3 separate regions of the Homo sapiens genome follow, and all the other regions are linked to region 1. The links are chromatin loops, found by intact Hi-C in ENCODE. Cell type or tissue: dorsolateral prefrontal cortex. All regions are shown on one strand. Each heading gives the region's core, and the rest is flanking DNA. Links, peaks and the distances in the headings are about the cores only.

Evidence for each region. Peaks named below come from ENCODE experiments on the same cell type or tissue, not always from the same donor. Only the 100,000 strongest peaks of a DNase experiment are listed, where the experiment ranks them.
Region 2: it touches region 1 in a loop (5-fold over the local background); 25 of 110 quality-filtered maps call a loop at or near these places.
Region 3: a loop joins it to region 1, with 4 times the contacts of the local background. A loop is called at or near these places in 7 of 110 quality-filtered maps.

The regions. Positions count from the first base shown.
Region 1 is chr11:82,728,370-82,739,242 of GRCh38, forward strand. It overlaps FAM181B (family with sequence similarity 181 member B), which reads right to left and starts at 5,495. Exons shown (of 1, transcript NM_175885.4): 1 at 1,571-5,495. The coding sequence starts at 5,360. The coding sequence ends at 4,080. In dorsolateral prefrontal cortex, for the core only: no CTCF peak of the experiment used is centred there; DNase peaks (open chromatin) are centred at 4,196, 4,784 and 5,472; H3K4me3 peaks cover 4,767 bases; H3K27ac peaks cover 5,083 bases.
Region 2 is chr11:82,859,531-82,870,403 of GRCh38, forward strand. It overlaps PRCP (prolylcarboxypeptidase), which reads right to left. Exons shown (of 9, transcript NM_005040.4): 2 at 447-587. Among named protein-coding and RNA genes, the nearest start is that of PRCP, 35 kb to the right of the region's middle. RefSeq lists an enhancer at 8,043-8,302. In dorsolateral prefrontal cortex, for the core only: CTCF peaks have their summits at 4,866 (motif pointing left), 5,073, 8,149 (motif pointing right) and 8,350; DNase peaks (open chromatin) are centred at 4,871 and 8,151; H3K4me3 peaks cover 1,711 bases; H3K27ac peaks cover 5,870 bases.
Region 3 is chr11:82,837,673-82,848,545 of GRCh38, forward strand. It overlaps PRCP (prolylcarboxypeptidase), which reads right to left. Exons shown (of 9, transcript NM_005040.4): 7 at 1,589-1,753; 8 at 715-902. It overlaps LOC124902840 (small nucleolar RNA U13), which reads left to right and starts at 6,213; the gene lies at 6,213-6,313. In dorsolateral prefrontal cortex, for the core only: no CTCF peak of the experiment used is centred there; a DNase peak (open chromatin) is centred at 4,489; H3K4me3 peaks cover 1,645 bases; H3K27ac peaks cover 7,322 bases.

The sequences.
Region 1 (10,873 bases), core at 1,463-9,462:
TACAGGAAGACACTAAAACACATTCCAGGTACCAAGGAACACCCAGCTGAGATGGAGGATCATGACTATGAGGCATGCAAGCATAATTATTATTACCACGTTAGGATACCCAGCCTGTTCAAAGCCATACCAGCCTGTCCAAAGCCATACAACTACACGCATATTATAGCATATTTCTAGTCTTGAAAAATACCTACCATTGCACTTAAAAAGAATTCTTGGCCAAGCGTGGTGGCTCATGCCTGCAATCCCAGCACTTTGGGAGGCTGAGGCGGGCGGATCACTTGCAGTCAGGAGTTCAAGACCAGCCAGGCCAACATGGTGAACCCCGTCTCTACTAAAAATACAAAAATTAGCCAGGTGTGGCAGTGGGTACCTGTAATTCCAGCTACTCAGGAGGCTGAGGCAGGAGAATTGCTTGAACCTGGGAGGCGGAGGTTGCAGTGAGCCGAGATCACGCCACTGCACTCCAGCCTGGGTGACAAGAGTGAGACACTGTCTTAAAAAAAAAAAAGAATTCTCTATGGGCAGGGATGTGGCTAAGCAAGAGATTTTTTTTAAAAAAAAGATTCTAACAGCTTTCAGCAGAAACTGATATAACAGAGGAAACAATAATTTCAGTCCTTGGCAAAACAATTACTAATGGGCAGTACTTACTGTACTACAGTAAGCGGCATGGTCAGACACATTATGTGCCCAGACTGGAAGGCAAGGTGGGGAGGAATAGGGCTACATAGGGACCTGAGTAACAGGATGGATTGGAACCTTGACATAATGCCAAGCCTTGGTTGTCTGCTACTAAGTACTGCCCCCTTCCTCTTAGAGGATATTTATATATACCCTATGCCAAATCACAATAACGCTTTGTGATCGATCGTTATCCAATTTTTCCAATGCATAAACCATGCTTCAATTTGGTTAAGTTACTCGTTCACTGCAGGTAAATCAGCAGAGATGAGATGCACCTAAGTTGATTTAGCCCCTCCCCTTGGCCTTTCTTATTTGTCACCTATAACAATGAAGATAATAACACCGAAGCACAGGCCTCTGTAGGGAACAAAGGAAATAATGTATATGAAAGCACCAAACACCCCACAGACACTTTCTATATACATTTCTCTAGCATAGTGGTTCTCAACTGGCAGTAATTTTTCCTCCCAGGGAGACATGAGGTAATGGGGATATTTTTCTATTGTCACAACTAAGGCAGTGCTACTGGCTTCGAATGGGTAGAGGCCAGGGGTGCTGCTAAACACTCTACAATGCACAGGATAGCTCCCACAGCAAAGAATTATGACACCCAAAATGTCAATAGTGCTGAAGTTGAAAAAACCTGCTAGTACCATAATACAGGGAACTGGAAACCACACACATGTACAAAGCACAGGAGAGCCTGGCAAGTAACAGGCAGGTCTTGGTATTAGGACACTTGTATATTTGGATCTTGGATCCACCACTTGCTGTTGACAAGCTATTTATCTTACCTGAGCCTCAGTTTTCAAATAGGGATAATGACAGTACTGTATTAGTCTGTTCTCACACTGCTATAAAGATACTACCTGAGACTGGGTAATTTATAAATGAAAGAGGTTTAATTGACTCACAGTTCCACATGGCTGGGAGGCCTCATGAAACTTACAATCATGGCAGAAGGTGAAGCAGCAGGAAGGCACGTCTTACATGGTGGCAGGAGAGAGAGATAGCAAGGAAGTGCCACACTTTATAACCATCAGATCTCATGAGAACTCCCTCACTATCACAAGAACAGCATGGAGGAAACCACCCCCATGATCCAATCACCTTCCACTAGGACCTCCCTCGACATGTGGGGATTACAATTAGAGATGACATTTGGCTAGGGACACAGATCCAAACAGTATCAAGCACCTACATCATGGCAATATTAAGAGGCTCAGTGAGTTAGCTTAAATGCCTGGGATGCGGAAACAATGTTGATATTATTATTAATTAAACGTATAGCAAGCAAAACAGTAGGAGAGAGATAACCTGTTTTACTACACTAGGTAAGAAAGGAGAGGAGAATTAAGAAACATTACAATGACACTATAGTCTTAGTAACAGTCACAGGGTTATTAATGTTTTCCTACTGTGCAAGTGTATCCTGGATTGTATTCACAACAGTTTAGACAAATTAAATCGTTATTAAGTAATATTCTGTTAGCACAATGGAATTAATCACCTTTAACCACTTTGGAAGAAATCCAATAGACATTAGCTTTCTGGAGTTGCAAAAGTTCTTTTCATCATTAACAGTACTCGTTCTATTTCCTGTGGTGCTTTCTTAAGAAAGGCTTTATTCAGAAGAAAATGACTTACTGATAGCATTTAAAGTTGCATCTACCATTGGTTAATACTCATTTTTTCCAGAAATTCTTTTATGAAAATATCACAATACTTTTGATGTGTGCAAACATGAACCTGGATTTTTACACCTCTTGCGGTAACACTCGGTTTTCAACTAACTCACATCCAGATATTCCTGCAATCAATCCTGGGTGCCTTGAAGCCAAGCAGCTCTCCTTTGCAGCATCATCAGAAGGCAGCCTCTCACTCAGATGTTCTGGGCGTTGCTCTCTTCATGCCTTTCTCCCCGCAGTTCTACAGCACCAAGGGCTCCTCTTTTCCCTCCAGCTGCTCACTTCCCACCAGTCTTTCCTCCCCTGCCCCTTAACCAACCTATTGGTGCCATGTGTCCTCTCTGCCACATTCATGGCTGGTAAAAATATTTCTTTTTCCCCAAATCTCCCTCGGACAACAGATCATACTCCTCCCTGCAGAGCCCCTTCAGATTCCATTCATCAGACCTGCTATTCAGGGAACAGAAATTCCTTTGGAAACTTCACACCTTTCTTTATGCCCTTCCGTGGGGAGAGTGTGGGTATAAGGACTGAGGAAACAAAGGGAGGCAGAAACCAACAGAGGTGGAAGGGGAGCTGTGGAAGGAGAGAAGGAGGGATGGTAAAGAGGATGTACAGCTTGTAAGGGAAAGGGCAATCACCAGGCAAGTAGATAGCCCCCCGCCAAAAAAGGCATGGGACTCACAACTCTGTTTCCGTGTGTAGAAACCATTTATATATACACAGCAGAACCAATCAAGCACTGCCACAGCCTCAAGACATTTTACTTATTTCCCTCTGAGCTACCCAACCAGTTGTGAAGTGAGTAGAAGAACATTACCGTCTTCACCCTCTCAGATCACGAAAATTGATACAAAGAGGTTACAGTTTGCCCACCCTCTCCCTCCCAAAGTGGCTGGAAAATGGGGAAAAGACAGGAGAGAAATGGAACCCAGGTTTGCCAAATTTAAGTCTCCTACAAAAGAGATGTGCAAGAAAAGCCGGCCGAAAGAAATAGAATAATGAGAGGCCAGGCAAAGAAAGAAGGAAAGTAAGCACTGGGACTGTGATAAGGGTGGAGGGAGATGGAAGCAGGAAGCGGGCAGAAAAAAGAGTTAAACCGTGACAGAAGAGAACCCTACCCAAGGACAAGCACAGGAGGTCAGCAGTGGACCACCGGCCTCCTCCCTCAGCCACAGGCTCACCTAACAAAGCTAAGCGACCAGACGGAAAACCGTCCTGTAAGAAAACACCCAAATCAGTAAGTCTCACCTCCATTCTTTTCAATATAGGCTTTAATTCAAAATGCACTCAAGGAGAGGGAAGGGAGGGACTAGGACACTGTTTAGAAGGGGTAATTACACTAAATACACTGACCTTCGCTGAAAAATAGAAGGGACAGGTGGCTACAGAAGCCAGCTCTTACCCCTTTTGCCGTCCCCACCCCATACCCCAAACCATCTTGGTTTCTTGACTCCTCTGGTCCAGTAAGAACCTACAAACGTGTTTGTTTGTTTTTGTTTTAACACTTGAGGTTGTGATTAAACAATCCCCAACTCGTCTTCATCTCTTTTTTCTGAAGTTGCTTTTATTAATTGAATTTTTAAAAATCTGGTTTCATCTCCACGTGCATTTTCCCATCGTTCTTCAGATTTAGGAGAAACCCACGGAGGCGCGGCGCTCTCCACAGCCGTCTCTAATGAAGGGAAGCGTGCCTCGAAGTCAGTCCCGGTGCGCCCCCTCCTCCCCCGGCGCCCCTTCCCAAACCCCGTCGGATCTCCAAAGGCTGGAATAGGCGGTGCGGCTGTAGCCCGCGCTGTAATCGTAGGACACCTGATGGGGCGGCGGCGGCGGGGGCAGGGCGCAGTCTGGAAAGAAGGGGGCGAAAGAGGCCAAATGGCCCCGCCCGTCCTCCCCGCCGGGAGAATCCGCAGCGGCGGGGTACAGGGGGCTCAAGGGCTCGTTCAAGGTCAAGCCGCCGCGGGGGGCAGTCAGGGGGCTCTTTTTGGTCGGGGAGCAGCCCGGGACGCTCCAGGGCTCGGGGTACAGTAGGTTTCCCACCACTGCCGGCGGCGGCTCAAAGAGGCCGGGCTCCAGCTCCGGGGGTCCCCGCAGTACGGAGGCTCCGGCGGGGAACACGTCGAGAGGCTCGGCGGCAAGCAAGACTGCCGCCTCCGTGCCGGCGCCGTAGTCGGGCCCCAGCAGCTCAAAGAACTCCACGGCCTCCGCGCCCTTCTCCAGGTCGCCCAAGCTCACGTCCGGCCCCGACGGGCCACACCCGCCGCCGCCTGCCCGGGACGGCTCCGTGAAGAAGGACGGAGGCAGATTGCGTGCCCGCAGCGGGACCTTCCTGGCCCCTGGGATCGCCGTGGCCCCCGCGGGGCCTGCCACGTCCCCTCCCGCGCCCCCAGTGCCCGCACCTCCTAGCCCGGCCGCCGGCGCAGCCACCTCACCCCCCGCCGGCTCGGCACCCCCGGGGACGTGGCGCAGCGAGTCGAAGAGCGCGGCCAGACTTCGGCTTTGCAAGCTGGCGGCCGCGGCGGCCTGCGACGCCTCCCGCCGGGGGGCAGCCTTGCCGTGGGCCGGGGCCGCGACTGTCGGGGCGCTAGGGGCGGCCAGCGGCCGTTTGGCTGGCGTGTCGGCGGCGCTCGGGGAGGGCGGGCCGGGGGGCGCGGCGCCCATGAGGCCGCTGCAGCGCTTGATCTGCTTCTGCAGGTACTTGCGGTGGTTCACCTTCCGCTTCGACTTGCCCGGCTTGTCCAGCGCCAGCTTGATGTTGCTGGACGCCGAGTCAATGAAGCTGAGTAGATCGCGGGTGGCCTCGCGCACGTCCCCTCCTTCGGCTCCCGACAGCAGCGCACCCGCCGGAGCCCCGGTCTCATCGTCCTCGAAACAGCAGCCCTTGTCCAGGGCTCCGAAGGCGCCCCCTAGCCCGTCCGGGGAGCCCCCGAAGCCGAAGGGCACGAAAGGGTGCGTGCTGAGGAGCGCCGCCTGCACCGCCATCGCCGCGGCTCCCGGGCTGTCCGCAGCGCTGCCCGTGCGCCCCCGCCAGCTCCTGCCCGCCGCCCAGACCCAGCTCCCGCCCCGGCGCGGCGCGCGCGGCGCAGCCTACTAGTTCCGGGCCTGGCTCGCTGCGCTGCCTCCCGGGGGAGCTCATTAGGTCTTGTAAGCAAGGGGCGGAGGGAGGGAGCGCGCGGCGACCGTCCCGGTGGTAGAGGGGAGGGGCTTACTTAGCCTGGCTTGGAGGAGTGGGGGGTCGCTTTAGTTTTCTGAGCTTTCTGAAGCTCAACGCCTTAACTCCTTCGTTTCCCTTTGCCCCGTGGTGTTTCTCTTGACTCCTCTAACCGCAAGGGGTGAGGAAGAGATGGCTGGTCTCAAACTCCAGTTCAGGCCCATGAGGCCGCTGCAGCGCTTGATAGGCTTCTGCAGGTACTTGCGGTGGTGCCTCTCCTGAGGCAAGAAGGCAGGAGTCTAGAGACGTGGGTTTCAGTCCAGCTGTATAACAACACCCACCAGCTTCTGGGCGCTTGCTTCTGCCAGGCGCTGTCCATCTATTATCTCATTTAATCCTTGAACAACAGCCCTGTGAATTACATGTTATCGCCATTCAACAAACGTGGACACTGCACCTCAGGGAGGTTCAGTGAGTTGGCCAAAGTCAGATCTAGCCCATTCTGACTCCAAAGCCATTCCTAAGCCCTTGACAATACTTGCGTCCTCTCTTGCCCTTGCCTTTCTCATCTATTAAGATGGGGAAGGAAAATGAGTATTTCTTAAAGCTCTAGACCTGATCCTAAGATTCTAACCTGAGTTTTCCCAGGATTCTCAAGCCCAGTGCTCTTTCTTCTTGACTGTTTGCCACTTGATTGTTACGAGTAACAATTGGCTAACAGTAAATTGAGGCCAGCAGTGGCCCATCTTTTATTAACACATAGCAGGAGGCAATGGAGAAAGGAGTCGATCTGGCTAAGCCCCCTGTTACTTGAGAACACTGTGTGTGTATAAAACTCTCAGCATGTTAGAATAAAAGATGGATTGGAACCTCTCCCCTACCTGTCATACCATTTAGGTTATCCCTGGAATTTTCATTGCATTTCAGGGATCATCATGAAGTTCACTTAAAACTAATTTCACCTGGGCAATCCTCTTTGGGATAGATAGAGAAAATGAGCAATAAGGTCATTTTCACAAGAGATTCAGAAGAGGCTTGGGTTCTGGTCTTAGCCACCACTCAATAACCTCATGACTTAGGTTGAAATCCTTGCTCTGCTGAGTGCATGGCTTTAGACAAACCAGCGTACTCTCTCTGTTTAGCTTACTCATGTTAAATGCAGGTAAAGTTGCCCTCCCCACAGGGCACTTGTGATATTTAAATGATACATTGTTCCATAGCCTGGATGAGTATTCACCCTTACTTCTCTGAAACACAAAAAGGTGACTATATCCCTTACGTGTCTTCTGGATCATAGGGTGTTCATGAGCATTAAGTGAGATCATAGATGCTTCTCAATTTGTGATAGAGCAACAACATCCTGATAAACACATTGTAAGTTGAAAATATTGTAGGTTAAAATGCATGTAATACACTGATTCAAGTTGGAAAATCATAAAGTTGAACCATCATAAGTTGGGGACTGTCTCTATATGAAAACACTGTGTGTGTGATAAAGTGTTCTCTAAATAAGTTACTCTAGTTTCGATACAGAGCTTGCATAGGAGAGACATAGACCATCTCTTTCAAAACTCTTTTTATTAAGCCTCACTTTGTAGATGTAGCGAAACCATTTTTGAACACCATGAAGGCACAGCCTTACCAAAGAAAAAAGGCCAGATGGGCCATCAGAGAAATACAAATCAAAACCGCAATGAGATACCATCTCACACCAGTTAGAATGACGATCATTAAAAAGTCAGGAAACAACAGGTGCTGGAGAGCATGTGGAGAAATAGGAACACTTTTATACTGTTGGTGGGACTGTAAACTAGTTCAACCATTGTGGAAGACAGTGTGGCGATTCCTCAAGGATCTAGAACTAGAAATACCATTTGAACCAGCCATCCCATTACTGGGTATATACCCAAAGTATTATAAATCTTGCTGCTATAAAGACACGTGCACACGTATGTTTATTGTGGCACATAGCAAAGACTATTATTCACATAGCAAAGACTTGGGACCAACCCAAATGTCTATCAGTGATACACTGGATTAAGAAAATGTGGCACATATACACCATAGAATACTATGCAGCCATAAAAAAGGATGACTTCATGTCTTTTGTAGGGACATGGATGAAGCTGGAAACCATCATTCTGAGCAAACTATCGCAAGGACAGAAAACCAAACACTGCACAGGTGGGAAATGAACAATGAGAACACTTGGACACAGGGTGGGGAACATCACACACCGGGGCCTGTCGTGGGGTGGGGGGATGGGGGAGGGATAGCGTCAGGAGATATACCTAATGTAAATGACAAGTTAATGGGTGCAGCACACCAACATGGCACATGTATACATACGTAACAAACCTGCACATTGTGCACATGTACCCTAGAACTTAAAGTATAATAAAAAAGAAAGAAAGAAAAAAGGCCAGATGAACATTTTTCATTTAGAAGATGAAGTAGCCACTTCCCAAACCCACATAGCTGAGCCAAACTTTTTATTTTAAATTCAAATTGGCTCAATTATCATGGACTTTTCATTTGAGTTACACACAGCATTTTGTCCTCCATGGCCGAACTGTCTGTTTTACTCTTGGTGGTATTCACATTCAGAAAATTGTGCAGACCTGTCACTGATTTGTGCTTCTTCCACTCCAGATGTGGATGTCAGCACTGCCCATCCCCTTTCCAACAGGGCCATTCCATAGGCTTCCAGGTCTGGCAGCCAAAAGCACTAACTTTTTTTTTTTTTCACCTTCTGTCAACTGAGCACTCTTACAAGTCCTTGGACACCAATTGCACAGTACTCTACATTTAATCGACATCTTATTCCGAAAAAACTCTTAATCCCCAGGGTTATCTAAATCCTAAAATCATATTCAAAATAAATGGAATATGAAAAGCTTCATATGTAAAAGTCTTTCTTCATTTCTATTGGAGTTCTGCACATCAAAGTTGATTTGAAGTTAGATGAGGCCAGGTTCAAATTCTGGCCCTGCCTATTGCTATTGAACTGCTTGGACAAGTCAGTTCATATTCCAAAGGCTCAAACTCCTTATCTGAAAAAAGGGAATGGTCATAATTGTTCTCAGGGTGAGAATTACATGACATAACAGGCAAGTAATGCCTCTGAATCTTACTTTTCTCACCTGCACAGTGGAGATAATCTCAACTCCTCAAGGTTGTTGTGAGATGGTATATATAAAAGCACCTCACACAAAATAGCAGTTCAACAAATGTCCATGTTCTTGATTCCTTAGGCCCCACCCATTCCTTACCAACACATTACCCTATGAAACCAGCATCATTTGTCCTTTCCCTCAGCAAAGTGAGTGACTATTTTCAAATGCAAGAGAGTAGCTATACTTGGGGGTTGTAGAAACTTACAAAAAGACAATGAAATACAGGAGAGAGAGTGCTAAAACTGGAGCCGGAGACTGACACTGGAGTCCAGTCCTGCCTTTATTATCTGACTGCCTATGGAAAAGTCACTTAACCTTCAGGACCTCGATGTTCCCATCCATAAATGGGGAATAATAACATAATCCTATTTGATAGGGCTATTGTGAAAATCAATAAGATAATGGAAATTGAAGTTTTTGTAAACCATGGAGCTGAAATTCATGGCTTAGAAGTTCTATAGCCTGATTCACAAAATTGATCCTTACAAATAAATATCCATCCAGTCACTGATTTTTTCCAACAGAAAGATATTGACACCCACAATGTGCTCAGCGCTATGCTAGTACTGGGGATACAGAGATAAGAAGCCATGATTTCTACCCTTTGGGTGGAAAGACAAATATGCAAACAAGCCATTGTAATATAATGTGATACATGTCCAATGGAAGTAAAAGGACCCTCAAGTCTGCCCACAGGAGTTGGAGAAGGCTGCATAGACATGCAGCATTTGAGCTAAGACTTAAATGATATATCTGACTGTGTAAAGCAAACACACAATATCTGTGGCAGAGAGAACAGCCTGGGCAGAGGCATGGCTAAATGAAAGCAGTGGTGTTTATGGGAAAATGTAGGCAATAGGGCAACAAAGAACAGCTTCTGCTTGAAGTAATTCTATACCTGAGACCAAAATAAATCCTTAGAGCTTCCACTGTCCAACTAAATTGTACATATAGACCCAGCCTCAAGGCCTTGGCTGCTTTTTCCCTTGATCTCCTTTCCTTTGAGGAAGAGCTCTATCTGGAATGAAATTGGTTTCAGTAAAGTTAGTAGCCAGCTCTAGCCAAGCCCATCAGTCCCTCCTCCTACTCCCTGAGTGAGCACATTCATTTGAGTGGCTTTGACATCAATACATTTCACTTCCTATGGAGCAGAGGGACCCGGCTCCAGCCTGCAGTAGGGGCTCTCTGCAGAACTCCAAACTAGAGCTCTTTCACCCCAGTGACGCTTAATGCTGTGCAAGTGGGATTAGTCTCCTTGGGAACCAAGTCCCCCAGGGGCTCAAGGGCTGAACTCGCCCCAAACCGTTTGGGAGAATTGAGATTTCATATTGTTCTTTTACACTTGGATTTCAGGACATTACTTAGACAAAAGCCCACCTGAGAGCTGCCTCCTTTCTTGTGGGTAAATATAGCAGCAGGATCAAAAGCTGACTTATTTATTTTGTTTTCGTCTTTTGTAACTTTAATCATATTCCCTGCAGGACAATCTTAGCCCTCAGAGATGTCAGGAATGTACATTCATAATGAAAGAAATAATTATGCATCTGTTTTTCTCTCCCTTCCCAAACCAATTTCCTGTCATTCATTATTTTTTAAATCTCGAATAAAGCAAATTAATTCCTGAATTTTACCACATGACTTATAAAGTATCATTATCATCATCACAATAGAGTGTTACCTTACAAATTGTGCACCCTCACAAATGTCTCTTGTTTTCTTTCTTATCGTTTTCCCCTGCAAACCAGATTCTACTAACACTAGATTTTAATTTATGTCTTAAAATATTAGATGTTATTCTGGTTATCTATAGTTATATAACAAATTACTCCAAAACTTAGTGGCTTAAATCAACAACCATTTTATTACATCTCACAATAATATGGGTAAGAAATTTGAGGAAGAGCTGGCTAGGTGATCCTCCTGGTTCATGTGACGTTGACAATGGCTGGCCTGGAGGATTCAACATGGCATCATTCACATGACTGCACCTGCACCTACACATACTGGCCTCTCCAGTATGTTGGTCTAAGAGTACTCAGACTTCTTATGTGGAGCTTCAGGAATACTGGAGGCAGCGCTGCAAGAGGCCCATGTGGCACCTGCCAGGCTTCTTATGACCTAGCCCAAGAATTCCCAGAATGTCACTTTCACAACTTCCTATCGGTCAG
Region 2 (10,873 bases), core at 482-8,481, 130 kb after region 1:
CTATACACAGTAACATTCTTATCCGTTTCCCTTATATGCTTGTTCACTCTAGAAACAAGCTGAGATTTTATAAACAAAACAAAGCAAAACAAAAACAAAAAACTTGCAAAATTCAATTCTCTGGGATGTTCAGGCAGTCCATGAAAAATACAATAAAATAAAATAATTCAATTCTCCAAAAATTGTACATTATTCTTTTCATTTGTAATTCTTTAAAGCTGAATATGCAGACTTATTGGATATCTGTATTTAATTCTTTTATGAACTTCCTATTCATGTGCTTTTGCTATTTTTCTATTATTAGTGTGTTAATTTTTTTGTTATTTTTTACAGAACTTTACAATTAAGAACAGCAATGTTTGGTCATACATATTGCAAAACATTTCTTCCAAGTTATCATAATAAAAGTCAAATTGAGCACTGGAATTTCATGAATCTGCACATACCGTGTTATTACAAAACCAGATAATGTCCCCTTCATTACCAGTGTAGAAAAGTATTGATCCACCATTTTTCTTCCAGTATTTATCAGCTACTAGGTACCGCTGATTAAAAGTTTTCACAGTATTAAATCCAAAATGATCAACCTGTGATAAAAACAAAACAAAACATATTTCAAAGGAAAGTAATAAAATGAGATCAACATAAAGGTAATTAATTCTTCCATTAAAATCAATCTCTACTACAAAAATAATCACAAGAAATTTTAAACTTCACTGTTTTATTATTAATAGTAATATCGATATTATTATTTTGAAATCATTTCCTTATATTATAAAATAAAGTAATATTTGCTATTGGTGATCAAGATTTTCAATGTAAAAGAAAAAATACAATTATAAAATCAAATAGCTACTTAAAAACATAATGTTAAAATTGAATTGTAAATACAATGTGAACCCTTTTTTAATTTTTAATGCATTTTTAATTGGCAAATAAAATTTTACGTATGGTGTATATAACATGATGTTCTGAAATACGTATATGCTGTAGAATGGCTAAATTGAGCTAATTAACATAAGCATTACCTCATATATTTATCATTTTTTGTGATAAGACCACTTAAAATCTACTCCCTTAGCAATTTTTAAGTATATAATACATCCCATTATTTTTCAAAATACAGTTTTCCATTACTATCTGAATTTTCATTGTACAAACTTTCAATATTAAAAATTCATGAACTAAATAGACTACTGAAAAGGTCCATAAACCTTGTCACCCCAGCACACCATAGATATTCTAAGTTACAAGAATTTCATGTCTATATCATTCCCACCAAAAGAAATTAGGGCTTATTAGTGAAGTGGCTGATTGACATTTGGGACAAGGAAGCTGCAAGATAAGCTTATGCATTTTGCTGTGCAAGGAAGCAAGAAAGTGCTCACAATTAATGGAGAGTTATATTTAAAGAAGATAGGAACCAACCACAAGGAACTATCACTGGCAATCATTTTAATAAATTGAACGTAAAACAAAAACAAATTAAACATAAAAAGAATAATGACTGTAGTTAATTGAAACATTCAATTCATGAAACTCCATTAGTCCACAAAAATATTTCTAAAAAGGAAAGAAAGGAAAAGGTTCATTTGCCACCATTTGTTTATTAAATCAACTCTTACTCTGAAATTGGGAATTAAAAAGTAAAAAATTCAACATTTAACCTGCCTGTCCAACAGAACTGTGTTTGATGGCTACGAATAGTCCCAGTTAATAAAGAAGAGCTGTGTTTAGTCAAATGTCAGCTAATGTGGAAGGAATGACAGAATTAGAATATGACAGTTCTGTAAAGTTACTGATTCAGGCAAGAATTATCAATTGGTGTTAAAAGCATTAGGAAAATGAATAATATGAAAATGAACATTCATATAGTATCAAAGTAATACAATAGAGAATACTCGCTTGTCACAAGGGGAAAACATAACTACAATGGAAGGATCAGGCTGCTATCACTTTAATCTAGTAATTAATTTTGTTAGTATCATCAATGGTAGAGCACGCAGGGATTATGTATCTCCTCATGTGGCACAACATGAAGCACATATCACCTATGACGTATTCCTGCCGAAAATGTTTCATTTCATCTTAATCCAGCCTTTAGATCTAATTTCCAGGTTCCAGGAAATATAAAGGTAAAAGAGCAAGTTGAAGATATTTCAAAGGGACAACAGATACTGAAGGTAGAACATTTTACAAGACAATTGACAAGGCAATATCATGAGAAAGGACTATTTTAGATTAAATGAATTTTAAGGAACATAATAACCAGACATAATACATGACCCTGGATTGGATCCTAGTTTGAACAAACAAGATATACACAATGATGTAGGGACAAATGTGTAATTTTAATATGGACTAGTTATTAAATGATACAGGTTGAGCATCCCTAATCCAAAAATCCAAAATCCAAATGCTCCAAATCTGAAACTTTTGAGCACCAACATGATACTCAAGGGAAAGGCTCATTAGAGTATTTCAAATTTTGGATTTTCAGATTAGGTATATTCAGTCAGTAACCATAATATGACTATTACAAAATCAAAAAAAAAAATCCAAAAAAAAATCCAAAATCTGAAATGCTTCTGGTCCTAAGCATTTCAGAAAAGGAATACTCAATTTGACCTAAAGACTTGTTCATTTTGTCAAAAGTGTTCATATTGTTTTGGCTACATAAGAAAATGATTTCTTAAACGGAATTTTAAATATATTTTTGAGATTTCTTTTTACCCTTTGAGATTTTTTAACTTACTATTTAAAATGTAATTATCAAATACTATAACATGGTAAGATTCATGTACAACAATCTGAATTTACAGATTTACCCTGCAGCACAGAGTCTCACTGAGCCTTTAGCATCATGGGGGCTAAATTCCTCAGTGCTTTGGAAAGACAGAAATGAGAATGCAGCACCCAGTCTGGGTCAGACATAGGCTGTTCCAGCGCTGCTCCAGTCTCCCAGGAACAGTGCTTAGTTTTGACCTAAACCAGACCCTGTAAGACTTGCCTAGGTCATTCTAAAACAGATGGGACTTCCTGCACCCAGCTCTATCTACACACACAGTTCCCATTCATACCACTGGTCCCAAAACACAAGTGTCTCAAAACTTTACCTAACTGCAAACTTCCTGGTATCTATGATCATCACCATATGTAGTCCTAAAATATGATATTCTAATCTAAAGACTGTCTACTTTTCAGGAAAATAAGCAGTTTTTATGGACGAGGTATGTAATAATGATGTCCATGTGCTATAAACCCTTCCATTATACATGTTAATTTACTCAATCATTCACTCAACAAGAATCTATTGAATTCCTATTTTGGGCCAAGTACTAAGCTAAGCAATGGGATAAAGAGTTGGCTGAGCTGCAATCCCTGAATTTAACTTAAGCTAATTCAACTATATCCACTCAGCCTAAAAATGAAAGGGCAAGAAAGGCAGACAGACAGTGAAAGGAAGACGGATAAGTGATTCCACCTGCTTCCATTCAATTAGTACAGTGGTTCTCCAGGTGAGGTCCCCAGACCAGCAGTATCAGCTTCACCTGAGAACTTGCTGAAAATGCAATCCCCTTGGCTGAATCCCAGACCTACAGAATCAGAAACCATGAGGGTAAAACCCAGTAAACTGTGCTTTAACAAGCCGTACAGGTGATTCTGTAAAGTTTTGAAAACCACTGAGTTAGAATAAGCACCAAAATAGACATTAATTTGTTATTCCTTCTCTTGTTCTAGGTTTCAGAGTACCTGAAATACTGTAAGTATCTCATCATGCTGAATGAGACTCTGGTGTCTAAAGATTTGAATTACCACTGAACATACCCCCAAATATAAGCTAACTGTATCATTTGAAACTCAACATGAGAAACCACCACAGGAACACCTTTCGAAACTCAGCAGGTTTCAACAAGGGAGGAAAGACTGACTGTGTTGGACTTAAAGAAAGGAAGCTCATGGCTCTCTAACAAGATGCCTTCCCATGAGATTCTTGAAGATAATTTTGCCCTAATGATTTTCACCTCACCCACTGACTACAGAACTGAGTCTTCATGTAAACTGAGATATTGCCGTAGCCTTTAAAAGCATCCCACAAAGAAAAACATTAATAATCCAGTCTAAAATTTTCAGATTTGAAAACATGGGTATGTGTTTGTATATGTCATGCTAAATATAACTGATATAAAGTTCTTGCCAGAGAAACACTTCCATCTAGAATCACAAGGGCCACAAGAACTTCAGAACCAGAGAAAGCCAAATTCCCTTGTGTGGCCATGCCCAAGGTACTCCTGCTCCCAGCAATCAGCCTTGATTGTTAAGATTGGGGAAAAGAGAGAGGAACCCTGGCAAGAAAGCAGACTTCGGAGTTAAAAGACCTGAACTTGAATCTCTTCTAACTGTGAAGCCTCGGGCAAATTACTTAACCTCTCTGAACCTTAGTATCTTCCTGTATAAAATAAGGATAACCACATACAATTCAAAGGATTTCTGTGAGGATAGGGAAAATGCACCTAATGTACCAGGCATAGTTCCAGATATATACGTGCTTAAAAGATGTTAGTTCTCCTCTCTATCCCATTTGCACACCAATCCTAAGCACGGAGTACTTAGATGGGAGACAGATTAAGTTCTTCACAGAATTACAGGACCTTAGAATGTCAAAATCTCCTATTTTCTGAGTGCTTCACCTAGGTGCTAAACAACTGGAAATACGTAGTGAAATGTTCTTTGCACAACATGAATTTACAGAATTTCCTTGGCTCCTTCCTATCATCAAGGATATCAACTTCTGGCTAGATAACTAGATAGTTTTCAACACCTAATGGCCAGGCACACTAGGGGCAGCATGCCCTCTGCTGTTGAGAAGTGGGACCCACGTGCCACTCCCTGTTCTGGGCTCCTGAATAAAGATTTTATGAATTACAACACGGAAAGGTCACAAGGGCCTTAGAAACCATTCCGTCTGTGTTGCTCAACTGAAGAAATTAGGCTCGAAGAGGTCACATGACTTAGCCATGGTCACAAGGCAGAGGCAGAGCTAGAACTTTATTTTTGCAGTTTGGTTTATTGAACCAATTAAAATAAATAATAGCATGGTAAAGACAACACCGTATGACCTTGGAAAGGAAACAAACCTCTCTAGTCATGCACAGCAGTTCTTTCTAGCACGTGGTCCTAGAAATTTCATTTTTTCTTTTTTATAATTTTTTTTATGGCCCAAGAAATTTCAAAACATGCTTCCCCACTTTACCATGTGGAGGAGAAATAGATCTGTGAGAATGGGTAGGCAAGAAGAAAAGAGACCATCCTTTAAATGATGTTTATTGTATAAAAGTAATTATTTGGACTTTAAAACCACTCAAGAATAAAGTTCGCATCCAGAAAAATCAGTAGCAACATTACATCTGTTAGTTTTGATGGCAACTTGGGGACAGCGGGGGTGGGAGAGGTGGGGATGGGAGGGAATAACACAGAGCACCTACCACGTGTCTGCCACAGTGCTGTTGCTCTACACAGATCCCTTCACCATCTCGGCAGTTACCCTCTGGGGCCACTTTCATCACCCAGTTTTAAAATAAGAAGGCTGATGCTCAGAGAGGTCAGAGAGCTTGCCCAAGGTAATGTAACTAATAATTAGGAATCAAATGTAATTCTTTTCATGTGCTTTTAACCCCTACCCAATCCCGCCTCCAAGAAAACCCAGATCTTTATACTCCTTGCATTATAACACGCTCATGCAGATAAAGCTGACTATAAACTTCAACCCTCGGTAGGCGACACTTAAGAGTGAGTATCTTTCTCCTAAATTTGCAAAATGAAGGACAAATCTCCCAGCCATTTACTAACAGTTACATTGCAGAATATGTGGAATGTTGGTCTTTTCACTGACCTGACAATAATTGTTACTACACTACTATTGCTAACTCCATTAGGCCACTGATAAAACCAAAATCACATTGGCTCCTTCTTGGCAGCCTTCGGTTTTAGAAAATTCAGTATGCAGTTGGATTTATTCAGGCACCCAGACATCTAATAACAGTTAACTAAAATTTTACTAAAGATACAAAAAGTATACCCAGAGATATACATGACCAAAAAAATTAACTTACGCCTCCAATAAATCAAAGCACCTTAAAGGAGTTTTTCATGTGCTCTGGTTTCCAACTCTAATGCAGAGATCTAAAATAAAATAAGACCCTCTTTCTCCCATTTGATGTGTGTGTCTTATATTAATTTGGGGATTGTGGGGTTACATTCCATTAGAGTTCTTAAATGGAGACTGACAGCTTTCTGGGCAAGCTTGATATGCCCTGAAAGGATGGACACTTTTATGTTAGAAGAACACGGGTTCCCAAAGAAGGACTAAAACATGGAAGGAAGGTGGAGTTTAGACAAGCCCTAGATCTACAGTTGGAGAAGGATGGATGTCTAGGAGTGGATTCCTACTAAGTTGTCCCTCACACATGGGCACCCTAGAGGTAGGACAAGATCAGAGAGCAAGCCACATCTTATGAGTCAGATCTCTGGCTCTTGGATGACTCCTGGTTTATTTCTTCTTTATTATGTCAAGGCCTTTCAAAAACCCTGCTTAAATGTTCTACCTTTACTCATCCATACAATGAAGATACCAGAAAGTATTGGAGATTAAATTTGACTTAAAGAATTAAAGAGGAAACGGTATCCCCCAGTGAGTGTAGTGGTAGCAAAGGAAATGTTTACAAGTCCCTCCAAGAGGAAGGTGAGTCCAAGAAGATACTGTCCTCCCTTCCCACGAAGATGCTCTCGTCATTGCCAACCTTAGAGGGTCGAGCTTCCATCTTAACAAAAAGGGTGGAAGTCCTCTCAGAGATATGCTTCAAAGGCAATCATCTTCGTATGTAATAAGACACTGCTCCTCTTTACACATACTTCTATAAGTGTTAACCAGGAGACAGAACTGCATTCCCTGACTCCTATGCTTTTTTTTTCCTAACATGCCCCTAATCTTAAAAATGAGACTCTTAGAAATAAATTTATTTAAAGAGAAAATGGTAAATGAGAAAGGGAAGCAAATAAGTGATAATGGGAGAGTCCATCATGGGGAAAATTTAGTGCCCCAGCCTCCTATACTCAGATGGTTTGAAAGGCAAGAACACAATAGCTACCACAGTGCCCTTGTACATGGCAGATACTTTATAGATAATTGTTTTTAATTTTTTTTTTTTTGAGCCGGAGTCTTGCTCTGTCACCCAGGCTGGAGTGCAGGGGCGTGATCTCGGCTCACTGCAACCTCCACCTCCCGAGTTCAAGCAATTCTCCTGCCTCAGCCTCCCAAGTGGCTGGGATTACAGGTGCCCACCACCACACCCGGATAATTTTTGTATTTTTAGTAGAGACAGGGTTTCACCATGTTGGCCAGGCTGGTCTCAAACTCCTGACCTCAAGTGATCCACCTGCCTCAGCCTCCCAAAGTGCTGGGATTACAGGCATGAGCCACCGCGCCCGGCCATAGATAATTGCTCAACTGATGCAGTTTAAATCTTCTAAGTAAGTGGTTCTTGTGTTTCTGATTATGAGGTTCCCTTCTTAATGTTAAAATTATCACAGATGTGTTATATATTAGTAGCCAGTGCTTGAGAAAATATGAGAAGCTATTATAAATTCAATAATGGTATAAATAAATATCACAACAGCATCTATCTATGTGGAAAAAAAAATTGTGCTTAGTAACCAAATGGGGAGAGAAAACACCCTCTCGAAAAATTCTGCAGTGCTTAATAACCTTTCTTTCCTCAAACCAAGAACTCCTGGGCCCAGAGGGGGAATTGCTAAGTTATCAAAATGCTGTGAAACCAAAACACTCTTTGCTTTACTGCTAAAACAGAGGTGAAAATATCCTGCCGTTGAGAATACCTAAAATGCTCCAGTAAATCAAGAAATAACATGTTTTGACAAATAACAGTTAAGTGTTTCATTAGAGGGAGATTCTATCTGTTGGTCAAACAGCTCTGTGAAAGCACCACATAATCAATGCCTTCCCACGGCTTCAGGAAGCTTTGTACTAGAAGAATTACCGGGCCACAGCTCAAGCTCCCAAATTAGAGATAAAGTGCTGCTGTAATCAAGCACTGCATATAAATTTTAGGAAATGACACACCACCAGAGGGCGCCCTTATATAAGTAGTAAAGTCGGAAAGACCATTACTTTTTTTTTGTTTGTTCTCTAAGAGACGGGGTCTCCCCTCTGTAGCCCAGGCAAAGTAGAGTGGCCAGATCATAGCTCACTGCAGCCTCGAACTCCTGGGCTCAGGCGATCCTCCTTCCTAAGCTCGAGAGTAGCTGTAACTAAAGGCGCACACCACCACACCCGGTTTGTTAAGTTTTAAATTAAGTTTCAGAAAATCTTAGGACAGAAAGGGAACTTAGATCTCAAGTCCAAACTCTTGGATAAAAAACAGACACAGAGGCCAATTATTTTAAATCTTTCTTTTCTAAATAAATATATTATATGTTCACATGATTGAAACAACAATCATCCCCCTTCTTTTTAAAGTCAGGATTCAAAATCTGTGCTGTCAGAAACCAGGATATTGGTTACCAGTGCAGGGGAAAACTGACTGTAAAAGAGAATGAGGGGATTCTGGAGTTAGGATAATGCATTGTTCTGTATGTATAATAAGATAATTCAAAAGCAGATTGATAAACATTTAAAATCTCATTGAAGATATATATTATTTTACAAGATACATGTTTATATTTCTATTTCACTATACAGGCATATGTAAATTATATTGCACTAAATCACATTAATATTAAATTTTTCTTTCATTTAAAAATACTTATTGAGTGCTCACTAAAAGGCAGGTATTAAGAAAAAAACTAAGATACAATTCCATTTCTCAAGTTCTGGAGAATCTAACAGAAATGATTAATGTGCTAGTAAACAACCAAGCAGTGGTGTGGTTAAGTTCTGTATACAAAGCACTGTGGGAGCTCAGAAGCCAAAGTCACCACCCTGCCTGAGGAAATTACAGAGGGCTGCACCAAGGAGGTAATATCTGAGCTGAAACACAGAGAAGAATTTTTTTTTTTCAGGTACAAAAGAGCATTTCAAGCAAAGGAAGAAAAACATGTGCAAGGCTATGATGAGCTATACAGAATGAGCATAAATTCAGGAACTGTTGTTTTACGGCAAGAGGTTTATGAGGGGAAGACATGGGAGATGAGATTAGACTCACTGGGCTGCCACAATGGCTCACACCTTTAATCCCAGCGCTTTGGGAGGCTGAGGCGGGAGGATCAAATTGAGGCCAGGAGTTCGAGACCAGCCTGCCCAACATGGCAAAACCTCTTCTCTACAAAAATACAAAAAATTAGCCAGGCATGGTGATACACGCCTATAATCTCAGCTACTTGGGAGGCTGAGGCCCGAGAATCACTTGAACCTGGGAGGCAGAGGTTGCGGTAAGCCAAGATCACACCACTGCATTCCCACCTGGGTGACAGAGCAAGACTCTGTCTCAAAAAATAAATAAATAAATAAGGAAAAAGAAAAACCTAGGCCAGGTGCACTGGCTCACACCTGTAATTCCAACACTTCAGGAGGCCAAGGTGGTAGGATCACTTGAGCCCAGGAGTTCAAGACCAGCCTGGGCAACATAGCAAGACCCTGTCTCTACAAAAAATAAAAATATTAGCCGGGTGTGGTGGTACATGCCTATAGTCCTAGCTACTCAGGACGCTGAGATCAGAGGATCCCTTGAGCCCAGAAGTTCAAGGTTACAGTGAACTATGATCATGCCACTGCACTCCAGCCTGGGCGACAGAGTGAGACTCCATCTCAAAAAAAAAAAAAAAGAAGAAGAAAAGAAGAAAAGAAAGAAGGAAGAAAGGAAGGAAGGAAAGAAAGAAAGCGGTATAGAGAGACAGAAGAAAGAGAAGGAAGGGAAGGGAAAGGAGGAAGGAAAGAAGGAAGAGAGGGAGAAAGGGAGGAAAGAAACCTAGCTGAAATCCAAGATTGTTTCTCTAAACCAACAGTGAATGAAAAACATCCACTGGAAATAGACTCAAATAGGCAGGGACTTTTTTCTGTTTTGTCCACTTCTGAGTACACAGTGACTGGAATAAGGCCTGGCATGTAGTAGAAGACCAATGAATATATAGAGAGTAAATGAATGCATGCATGCATCATGGCTCTGCAGTTGGTATAAAAACAAAAATGAGAATGGAAAGCAAAGTTCCCAAGAAGGTCAAGTTTGTGCAGGTTCATTTATTGGGTGGGTCTGTTCCCAGCTTTGGAAGAGTTGCACAACACTGTAGTTGGATGTGCCTTTTGCCCAGTGACAAATCACATGCCTAATGGAGAACCCAAGCCTTAAATCTAAGAGCACCACATAACATTTGGACTGCTGAGGAAGCAGGAAATGCATGCCTTCTGCTGGGTGAAGAAACAGTTCTATATAACTACAAATAATATGGACAGAAGGCCAACATTGCAGGGAGTGCAGGAGAAGGACTAATCAGCATTTTACCAAAGCATATTACCTAAAATATAATTGATCTTGGTGACAAGGTTATAAGTCAAAGTTTTTAAGACTGGAAAGGACTTTAAAGTCATGGCTGTCAGCCAGGACACAATAACTTTACCTGAGAAACAGCTTTCTGTAAAATGTACAACATAGCAGCTCGTTCAGCAGCATACTAGTGTTTGGTGAATCCACATGTGCTGCAAAATGTTGATTTGATCAATGTGTAAAATTTGTGTTTCCAACAACAGAGTTTTAAGAAGGAAGAAACAGGGAAGAGGTATAATACCCTAGGACAAAAAGTAATTGGAGGGAATAGTTGAGACTCTAGGTAAGTGAGGGATATGTGATGCTGCGAGATCCTG
Region 3 (10,873 bases), core at 959-8,958, 110 kb after region 1:
ACAACCTAATGTTCAACTCAAAACATGGAAATTTTGAAGTCCCAGTCAGATACACATGGAGTCTGCTCAATTAACTCTAATGTGAACCAGTGGCAACTGTGTGACTTCTTAAGGAACAGTGTAATGTAGAAAAACAAACATGGGATTTGTAGTCAGGCCATGATAGAAAGCTGGCTTTATCACTTAGTAACTAAAACAAAGCTGGATGAGCTTTGGCAAGTGATTGAACACAGTGACCTTCAGTTTCCTTCACAGTAAAAAAGGGGCTATAAAAACTACTTCACAGGGTTGTTGTGAGGATTTAACCAGGTAATTTATTTAAAGTGCCTCATTTAGTACTTGGAACAGAATGAAGTGGGCACTTCAAAAGTGATGAATACTGAAAATTTTTTATTACCATCAACAACAACATAACAATAATAAGACAAATTAAGAACAACAGATGATGCTTTATTTTGTGCTGGAGAGTTTTTTTAATATTTAAAAAATTTTGTTGCTGTTGATTTTTAAGACTTTCATAAAGCACATTGGTAATAGAGCAAAAAATCCTATCTCTTCTCAGCATCCTATCTTTCAAGGCATAGGAAAACATGACAGGTAGCACTGTTGTATTCTATGTTGTTATATTGTCCAGCATTTCCCTGGTTCTGTTTTTTCAGATATTCTACAAATGTTCCACCAACTGAAGTTTATCTTTGGACAGCAAAAACTCACCTGAAAACAATGTTTGTGTGTGAACTAATGTTTTTGCCTCCATACATAGTAGTGATCCAGGAGGGCCTTGGTCTCACACCCCACTGTTGAAAACAGTCATCAGAAAGTTCCTTTAAGTTCCATGAGTGAGGTTCAAACATGTCATCGACACCATTAGTACAAAAGGGCATGACTACTTCTGTGCAGGCCTAAGAAGCAAACCAAGAGAGAATCCAATTAGAAAAATGAGGCAAAAAGAGGTTAAATAAATTACACAAAGTCATAATGCTGGTAAGTAGTGAAGGCAGGGTTTGAACTCAGGCAAGGCAGCTTCAACGCCCTGTTCTTTACTTCTGCGCCATATAATCTCTCATTATTCTTAAAAAGACTTGGCCAAGAAGTCACGGAAGTCAGGATTATGTCCCTTCATAGCAAACTGCTTGATTTCACATTTATTATCACATTTAACCCTCAAAACAACTCTGCAAGGAAAGTTTATTATTATTAGTCTCATTGTGCAGATGAAGGACAAATTAGACTCCCTTTCTTTTATATGTCTATAAAATGCTTCCTTTGTAGGACTTATCAAGATCTATTGAAATACTACTTACTTACTTTTTTACTACACTAGATTTGATCATGTACCATTTATCTTTGTATCTTTGAAACCTAGAGGAGTGCCTGACACATGTAAGAACTCAATATCTATTTGGTGATTATTAAATGAACAAATGAATGAACAAGAAAACTTGTCCATAGTATCACAGCATAAGGTAACAGAGCCCAAAACTGGATCCAGGTTAGGTGACAAAATCTTGTGTACCCTGATTTTTTTTTACAGCACAACTGTGTCAGTGAAAAGTAAGTTCCACTTGGGGAAATTATACATATTTACCTGATAGCTCCAACCCAGTGTTCCCAGACTGCTAGTTGCTGTCTCTGAAATATTCAGGCATTTCACCTGGCCCGAATAATTGTAATATACATTCAGAGCTTGGAAAATATTCTGCAGCAGCAGTGAATCAGATACATTGGGATTTTTCAAATACTGGCACACTACCTGTCATTTTAGAAAGATAAATGGGGAAAGAGTCAGAATATGAATATAAAATGACAGTTTAATAACACAAAGAAGAAATATGATTTTGATCTGATCATAAAATATTCTTAAGCTACTAACTGCAGTGTTTAATTTCTCTCTTGGGTTTAATCCCCTCCATAAATGAATAAACCTCTTCAATTACTCCTTAGGCTATAGAAATAAACCGAAGTCATTTGCATGGTATGCAAAGTCCTCTCCATCTACCATCTTAGCTTCCTCTTTGCTGCCTTTGCTCCAGCCTAGGAAAACCATTCCCCACCACACCAGGCTCCTTCCCCTTTGCCCTTTCTCACCCTGAAACACTGTTTTCCAACTCCTCTCCCACTCCACTAATGCCTTTGAACACCAACTCATCTTTTACAACACTCAACTCAAATATTACCTCCTCTTCAAGGCCATCCTTGCCTATGTTTCCAAGTTGGGAAGAATTAAACCTCTCCCTTCTTGGTGCCTCCATTATACCCTGTACCTATTTTTATCACAGCCCCTGTAATGCTCTACTTCACTCACTTGATTTCAGAATGTCTCCCTCAGTACTTAGCAAGGTATCTGGTAAGTAAATGTTTGCTGAATGAATTACTATACTTTTATAAAAATGCAAAATTTATAAAATCTCGTATGGAAAAACTATACCAAGTTCCAGCATCTGTCGTGTGATAAAAAGCATATGCTGCAACTCCCCAGCTCCCAAATATTCCTATCACTATCCTATAAAAAATGCCTGGAATCCTAGCTATAAAAATCAGACAATATTCAGGGTTAGGAGTAAAGGTGAGGACTGACTAAACAGAGCCAGTGCAAACTTTCTTGGGTACAGAAATATTCTATATCTTAATAGGGTTACATGAAAAATGATATAATTTGTGTATTTCATGGTATCTAGATTTCACCCCTCCACCACCAGAAGAAGAACCATACACAAATATTGAACTCTTGTTAATGATAATAAAGCTGAAGTATTTAAGAGGAAGATGTCTGCAATTTACTTTAAAATTCATTTTAAAATAGGATAAATTAAAAGATAGATGAAGTGATGGATAGGTGAATATATATGTGACAAATCAAATATAATAAAATATTATTTATTGAATTTAGATGTTAGGTTCATGAGTGTTCATTGTCCAATTATTTTAACTTTTCCATATGTTTCAAACTTTTCATAATAAAATGTTGGAGAAAAATAACAGGCAATGGAATCATAGCTGAATAATACTAACAACAACAACAGCTAGTAATTATTAAGCCTTGGGTTTCCAACCAATACACCATGTAATCTTCAAAGAACCCTATCAGATAGATGATTGTCCATTATTTTACATGAAAAAAAAAACCTGATTCTTAGGTTAAGTCATCTTCAAGGTCACTCAGTTGGTAAATAATAGGGCCTAGATTTGTTCCCAGCTGTCTCTGGTTATGAAATATACATCTTATCCATTATGACACACAGCTTAGGAAGTGTCCACCTGTAAAACTACAAATAGTCCCAGTGGCAAGGCAAACCCAGTAAGCTTGAATCTCTATTGACTCTGACATGAATTCAGTAATCTGGTCCTTTTCCATTTCATACGGAAAAGATTATATATATAATAGACTAGTCCTGACAAAAAAAAGACTAGTCCAGAGAAGAAGCCAGGAAAGGAGCCCAGTCACCCCACCTCAGGGAGAGAGATTCTGGGCAGCAGGAATAACAGGGCCTGGGCTGGGGACATGCTCCCAGTCAGGAAAGGAGGGTACTGAGAAAGGATGCAACCAAACCCAGCCCCTCATCACAGTTCTGCCTGGCACCAGCTGCCAGCGGGGGAAAAAAAAAAAAAGGAAAACTGTAAAAGAGAAAATGAATTTTCAGGAAAATTCAATGCCTCTCCCCAAATATATTCTGCACCACAATATTTCCATGGAATGTTTATTGGTACTTTGTGGAAAAATGTTTCCTAGCCAGATAGTTTTGAGAAACTGTATATTAGCAAATGTGAACAGTTTTCCTGACTGGTTGTTATTATTATATAATCTCAGATGATTTCTCAGAACCTTTAACATGCTCAAATGTAATATGACTTTCCAAAGGAAGATGGAGTGTGCATCATTGCCAAAAGTTTTCAGAACTGCTGAATGTGAGAAAAGTCAGAAATTAAGATGTTCAAATAATTGGATATATCTTTCAAAAGTAACTGTGAGGTCATAAGAATAAGGAATACCAGGGTTTAGGATGTACATGAAGAGAGAATTGAGCTAAACTGAGAGCTAATTAAAAGTCAAAATAGTGTTTATTTTGGCAACTCTCGATTTTTCATGGTAAGTCAAAAAAATACCTAACATTTGCATGGCACTTTTCTCAGAAAACATTCCTAGGAAATATGTCAATAAGAAATAACTCAAGACAATATGGAAATCAAGAAACAATCATAAGATATATTAAACCATCTATTGCCAACAGTTGATCAGCATTCTTTCCTGAACCTGGACATAGATTCAGCTCTTTCAAAATGCAGCACATAACTACAAAGTAGACACATGGAATGCAGAGAAGCGCCTTATGTTCAAGGACAGCATGGTAGATGGGGAAGGGCGACAATGCAAGCTGGGCAGGGGGAGAGGAGGTAGTGATGTGCAGCAACAAGTGGCCCAAAACTCTGGAAAAGAACAGTAGCAAGTGAGTGTGACTCACATGCTGGCATCAGAGCCCCTCTTAGAGCTTAGAACACTGGGCCTCTGTCAGGCAAAGAAAAGGAGTCCCTATGAATAGCCATCTCCACAAATAGCAGTTACTGTCACTTCTTAAAAGACACAAGCATGGCTGGAGACCGGCACTGGCTGACAATACTTGGGTTTCAGCAGCCCCAGTTACACAGAGAGAACATCATGGTCAGAGACTTGGCCTCTGTATGATGGAATTCCAAGTCCAGATTAAGGGCACTCCCCAGGCACTGTGCTCTGTGAGGTCAGATCACCCTTGGAGTACTGGATCCAGCTTTGTACACAACTTACGAAGGGCACCGACCAACATTAGAAAATCTAGAAGAGAGCAATCGGGATGGGGAGCTGAAAAACAGCTGAAGCAACCCTAAAATTGGGTCATTCCCCACCTTTCATCATTACAAATAAGGCTACAATAAATACCCTTGGGGCTAAATCTTTCTTATATTCTTAATTGTTTTCTTGGGATAAATTCTTAAATTACTGGCTCAAAAGAGATCAACATGTTTAAGGCCCTTGGTACATCCTGTCAAACTGCCTTATAGAAAGGAAGTGCTGATTTTTAATTCTACTACTATGCTAGATAGAAAGCCTGAAAAAATGTCACTTAAAATTTTTTTGCAAAATATTTGCAAATTTAATATGGAAATTTTATTTTAGGTAAGTCTAAATTTCCTTTCTAACTCAAAGATTTTGTGAGTCCAAGCATCATCCTCTACCATTAAAAAACAGAATCTCTAATATCTCTTTGCACTTCCTTAACAATTTTGGTAGCAGAGTGAATGAAGTTTCAAAAAAATACTGAAGTCATATTAGCCAGACCTCAGCACTATTCCTATGCTTATTTAAAGACTAGAGTAACTCAATGCCAGGCACAGTGGTTCATGCCTGTAATCCCAGCACTTTGGGAGGCCCAGGCAGTAGGACCACTTGAGGCCAGGAGTGCAAGACCAGCCTGGGCAATATATCAAGTCCTCATCTTTACAAAACATTAAAACTTAACCAGGTGTGATGGCACGTGCCTATAGTCTCAGCTACTCAGGAAGCTGAGGTGGGAGGATTGCTTCAGTCAGGAGTTCCAGGCTCCAGTGCTATGATCACACCACTGCACTCTAGCTTGGGTGACAGAGTGAGACTCCATCTCTTAAAAAAAAAAAAAAAGACGAGTAGTTTAAAAGGAGATATTCACATACTTTTATCAAATAACTGTAGGATGCATAAAATACATAAATATTAAATTGAACCATATGAAATTCTCACATTTATAAGTCAAAAACAGTCAAATATCAACAATTTTGTCTTAACCTCATATAATACTTTAGCTTAACCCTGATAATGTGCAGATATTACTGACGTGACAAAAGCAAGCACTTGGCCTGTTGATTGTTTACATAGAGGCTGTGATATAATCAGACAACCATCTCTGTCCAAAATACTCAACACCCAGGTATCCCTGAACTTACTTTCTATTTATTTTGTGAGCCCTAGCAAACGGCTTCTTCTAAACAATTTCTACATAAGGCGTGTCATTCCTACACATACTGTAAATGCGCTGAAATGTGAATAGCTGGGACTGAGGTTGCTAGTACAACTACTGAATATTCTTTGATGGCAGGGCAGGTTCTTTCCTCACAATAACCAAGAGAGCACCATATAATGATCATTCCCATTTCACAGAAGAGAAAACAAGCTCAGAGGTCTGGCTACAGATACACAATTTAAAAACCATGAATGCAAGAAGCGTATGATTGGGTTTTCATGCTCACGTGTGAAATGGACCACCCTCAAACCTGGTTATGCTATCAGCACATTACCTGTCTGATGTGGGAAAAAAAAAAAAAAAAAGCACTATGAATATAGGTCTCAACCCAGACGTCAACCACAAAGTCCTGGTATAATCATCTGGTTTCCCAATATTACATAATAATAATAGCTATTATTATTTATAACTAGCATCAATTTAGTGCTTTTACTTTATACCAGATGCTATGAAATACTCATAACAACCCTAATAAGCATTACAATTGTTATTATACACATTTTGCAAATGAGGAAACTACAGCACAGAGAGGTTAAGAAACTTGCCCAAAACCACACAGCAAGGAAGTGGCAGAACTGGGATTCAAATACAGACTCTAGTAATCCCAGTTACTCAGGAGGCTTAAGCAGGAGGATCCCTTGAGCCCAGGAGTTCAAGGCTGCAGTGAGCTAAAATCATGCCATTGCACTCCAGCCTGGGTAACAGAATGAGACCTTCTCTCTTAAAAAAATAAATAAAAGAAAGAAAGAAAGAGGCCGGGCGCGGTGGCTCACGCCTGTAATCCCAGCACTTTGGGAGGCTGAGGCGGGTGGATCACCTGAGATCAGGAGTTCGAAACCAGCCTGGCCAACATGGTGAAACCCCGTCTCTACTAAAAATACAAAAATCAGGCACAGTGGTGGGTGCCTGTGATCCCAGCTACTTGGGAGGCTAAGGCAGGAGAATCGCTTGAACCCGGGAGGCAGAGGTTGCAGTGAGCCGAGATCATGCCATTGCACTCCAGCCTGGGAGACAGAGCGAGGCTCCGTCTCAAAAAAAAAAAAAAAAAAGAAAGAAAGAAAGAAAGAAAAGAAAAGAAAAAAACACAAATGCAGACTCTCTGGAGCTTCCAACCACTGTAACTATATTGCATGTATTCAACTAAAAGCTAAAAGAAAAATAACAACACAAACAATGCTTAAATACACCTGCTGTCTCATGCTTAATTTTTTAAAACAATTTTCCTAATTCTTAGATCATCTTTATATTTTTCTAGGTTTATTTGTTTTGGCAAAAACTTAGAATGAATTTTGTGGCAATATGAAATCATAAAACATTAAAAGTATGTAATAGTAAAAAAAAAAAAAACAACTGTAAAATAGTAGAGTGATACGGCATTTCCTAGAATAAAGATGAACATTCAGGAAACAGAAAGAGCATTAGAAAGTCCATTTTACTCATTCCAGTTTTAAAGTGTATAGAAATAGTTGAGAAAATAGAACATTCATGCAACCTTACTACCAAACTAATCAGATCTGCAACCAAGTATTTCAGTTCTGCCCTTTAATCCCACATGCACCAGACAAAGTAAAGATAATGATTTGTTTAAAAGTTTTAAGTGTTCCTACCTATGAGAGTACACATTTAAATAAGAGAAGGAAAAGGGGGTCAAAGAAAATTTTTTAACAGAGGAAGGAAAGAAGATATGTTGGGGGAAAAAAAAAAGACCAATCTCCTCTCAGAGCATGGTCCATCCACATTAGAGAAAGGATTAAGCAGATACATTCAGCTTTTCTAACAGATTTTCTTTCTCTAAGGCTTCAATACCCCTCTCACACTCACTCAGATAATCACATTAGTTTTGTCATTAAAAGCTCCCTTTTCATAGAATGCACCTAAACCGCTTAAACCACCCAGAGAGGTCGCATACATTACCAAACACCAAGACAAACGGAAGAGATTTTTCCATCTTATGTCATTATTTCACTATATCTATCTACATGCACAGCAGCCTATGCTGAAATATTTGAGAAGTTATCAGCTGAAATGTGATTCCAAAATTAACAAATTACAGCATCCTTTAAAGTTGCTCTTTAAGCTGGGAAGAAACCTAGTAGTTTTCATGCTGACAGAACAGTCAAATGACAGAGGGGTTTTCTGTTTCCCTTTTCTCTTCTTCCTTGTGTTCTACCAGCCAAGTCCATGATTATTTCTGCATGAATGTTGCAGCTTCTGTTAACAGTAAACAAAAGCAAATGGAGTCTGAGTGTGCAAAGCCCAAAGACAAATTAAAAGGAACGATACTTGAATTGACACGGAAAATGGCATTTAGTCGCTGCCCATGGATCCTTCAGAACTGTACAAGGTCCCAGACAGAATTGGAAATCACCTGCTTTTTTTCATAACCTAACTGTTACATATTATCTCACCATCCTAAGCCTGAGTTACAGACTCAGAAAAGGACGCCTGTTTGTCAGCCCTTTAAAAAGGAGGAAGTGTATCAGAGGGAGGAGGAGTTCTGGTTAAATGGAACTATCCAAGTGAAAGAGCAGTCCCCAACTGGGTAGTGTTCCAGGGATTAGTGGGTTGGGAGAACACAGAGGGGGGTCAAAAAAAGGAGAAATAGAATGAACAGTGAAAGAAAGTGATCTGAAGCTACAAGTTTGGGAGGGAGACGTAGTGGAAAAATTCTGAAAATCAGATGGGTAACTAACTATAGGATGAAATTGGAAACAGAGGCAATGGAATTTCTCAAGCAGGGGGCAAGAGATAAGATTACTTCTGGTGGGGTGCAGGCTGGAAACAGAATCATAAATACCAGCAATCAAGAATTCCTTGATCTGTCAAAAGAAAGGATAATGTCAGTAAGAAATAACTGAAGAGAATGACAAGAATTAATCCTGGATAAAAGAAGTAAAGGGTGACTGTGAGGGAAAGACCTAAAGATATCTTACCTTAAAAATAAACTTTTATAATGCATATATATAAAGCATAAAAGGATTGCAGTAAATCAAAACTAGATGACAAAATATTTGAGGTATACTCTGCTGGTTTTGAGTAATTATTTAGAAGAACAAAGGATAAAATATTTATTCACATGTAAGACTGAACAGCAAAATATCCCAAAATGAACATTAAAGAGGTAGGGAGAAAACCAGTTAGACTGCTCACTATTCCAAATTGTGGTACACCAACTAACATTCAACAGCTATATTTCTCCAGCCTTTTTCTAGATAAGTGGTTAGCAAAGTACAAACCCCAGGCCAAATCCAGCCCACTGCCTATTTTTACAAATAAGTTATTATTGGAGACAGCCATCCTCAATTGTTTATGTATTACCTATGGCTACTTTCATGCTACAACTGCAGAGTTGAGTAATTGTGACAGAAACTATATGGCTCGCAAAGCCTAAAAATATAGCCCTTTGAATGCAGAAAGTTTCTCAACCTCTGTTCTAAATAATGAGAGAATTCCCCATATGTTTTTATCATCTGACAACTCATTCATTCTTCAAGTGAGAATAAAGATACAAATGTAATTCTCACCTTGTACACAGATAGATATAGAGTTAAATCTGATAGATGTCACCCTGTGAGCAATGGTCCCCTCAATCCTCAGTCAAGTTTCCTCCTAACCCAGTGCAATGCAGTAGATGATCAGAGGCTCTGAACAGTGAAGACCCAAGTTCAAATCCTACTTCTACCACCTCTTAGTTGAGCTTTAATTTCTTCTCCATAAATCTTGGATTATACCTCTTTTTCTACACAGTACTTTTAAAAGAATTTAGTGAGACAGCATACATGAAAGCGCTTTGTAAATAGTAAAGTAATATGGACAGATAAAGCATTATTAGCACATAGATGTTTATGGAGATGAACTAGTTTAGATTTAGTTTTTCCCTATCATTTTGATCCAGGTTTTCTTTTCTTTACTTTTCTTTTTTTGACGCAGGATCTAGCTCTGTTGCCCAGGCTGGAGTACAGTGGCATGATCACAGCTTACTGCAGCCCCAAGCAATCATCCCGCCTTAGCCTCCCAAGCAGCTGGAACTACAGGCAGGCACCCCTATGCCCTGCTAATTTTTTTGATTTTTAGTAGAGATGAGGTCTCACTATGTTGCCCAGGTGGGTCTCAAACTTCTAGCCTCAAGCAATCCTCCCACCTCGGCCTCCCAAAGTGCAGGGATTACAGGGATGAGCGACCATGCCAGGCCTATTGATTTAGGTTTTCTAACATAAAACATGATCTGCTCTTTTCAACAACTTTGTATTGTTGAAATTCATTCTAATTCAATATATACTTACCTCTGGCCTGCTATATGCAATACACTCACTGGTCATTCTACTTTTTAAATGAAGAAAAATAATAGCAAATGAACTTGTTTAAGTTACAAATTTTTAAGCAAGGTATACATGTAATAATTCAAAGGGGTGGTTAAATTAAAAGTGCATTTGAAACCCGGCTCTATATCGCCAATTCTATTTTCACTTCCAACACTCATTCTAGCTGAAGAGTTGGTTATATTCTCTAAATTTAACCATCAAGTTGGCCAGCCTTTGTTTTTAAAACTAAAAGGAAAGCTCTTTACAAAGAAATGCTTAAAATGAACATACACAATAAATAATTTTGACATGAAAAGAACCTTAAAATTTATACTGTAATGTGTCCTTATACTTTCCAAAGTGTTTCACATCCAACATTTTATTAGATCCTCAGCACAACCCTATTTGGTATGTAAGTACTGTTATTCCCTTCTACAGAGGAAGACGGGATGGGGAAAGAAAAGCACCTTGCCTAAGATCACACAGTTGGTAAGTGAAGCAGCAGTTCTGGACCAAAACCTCACTTTCAGAATCTAATTTGAT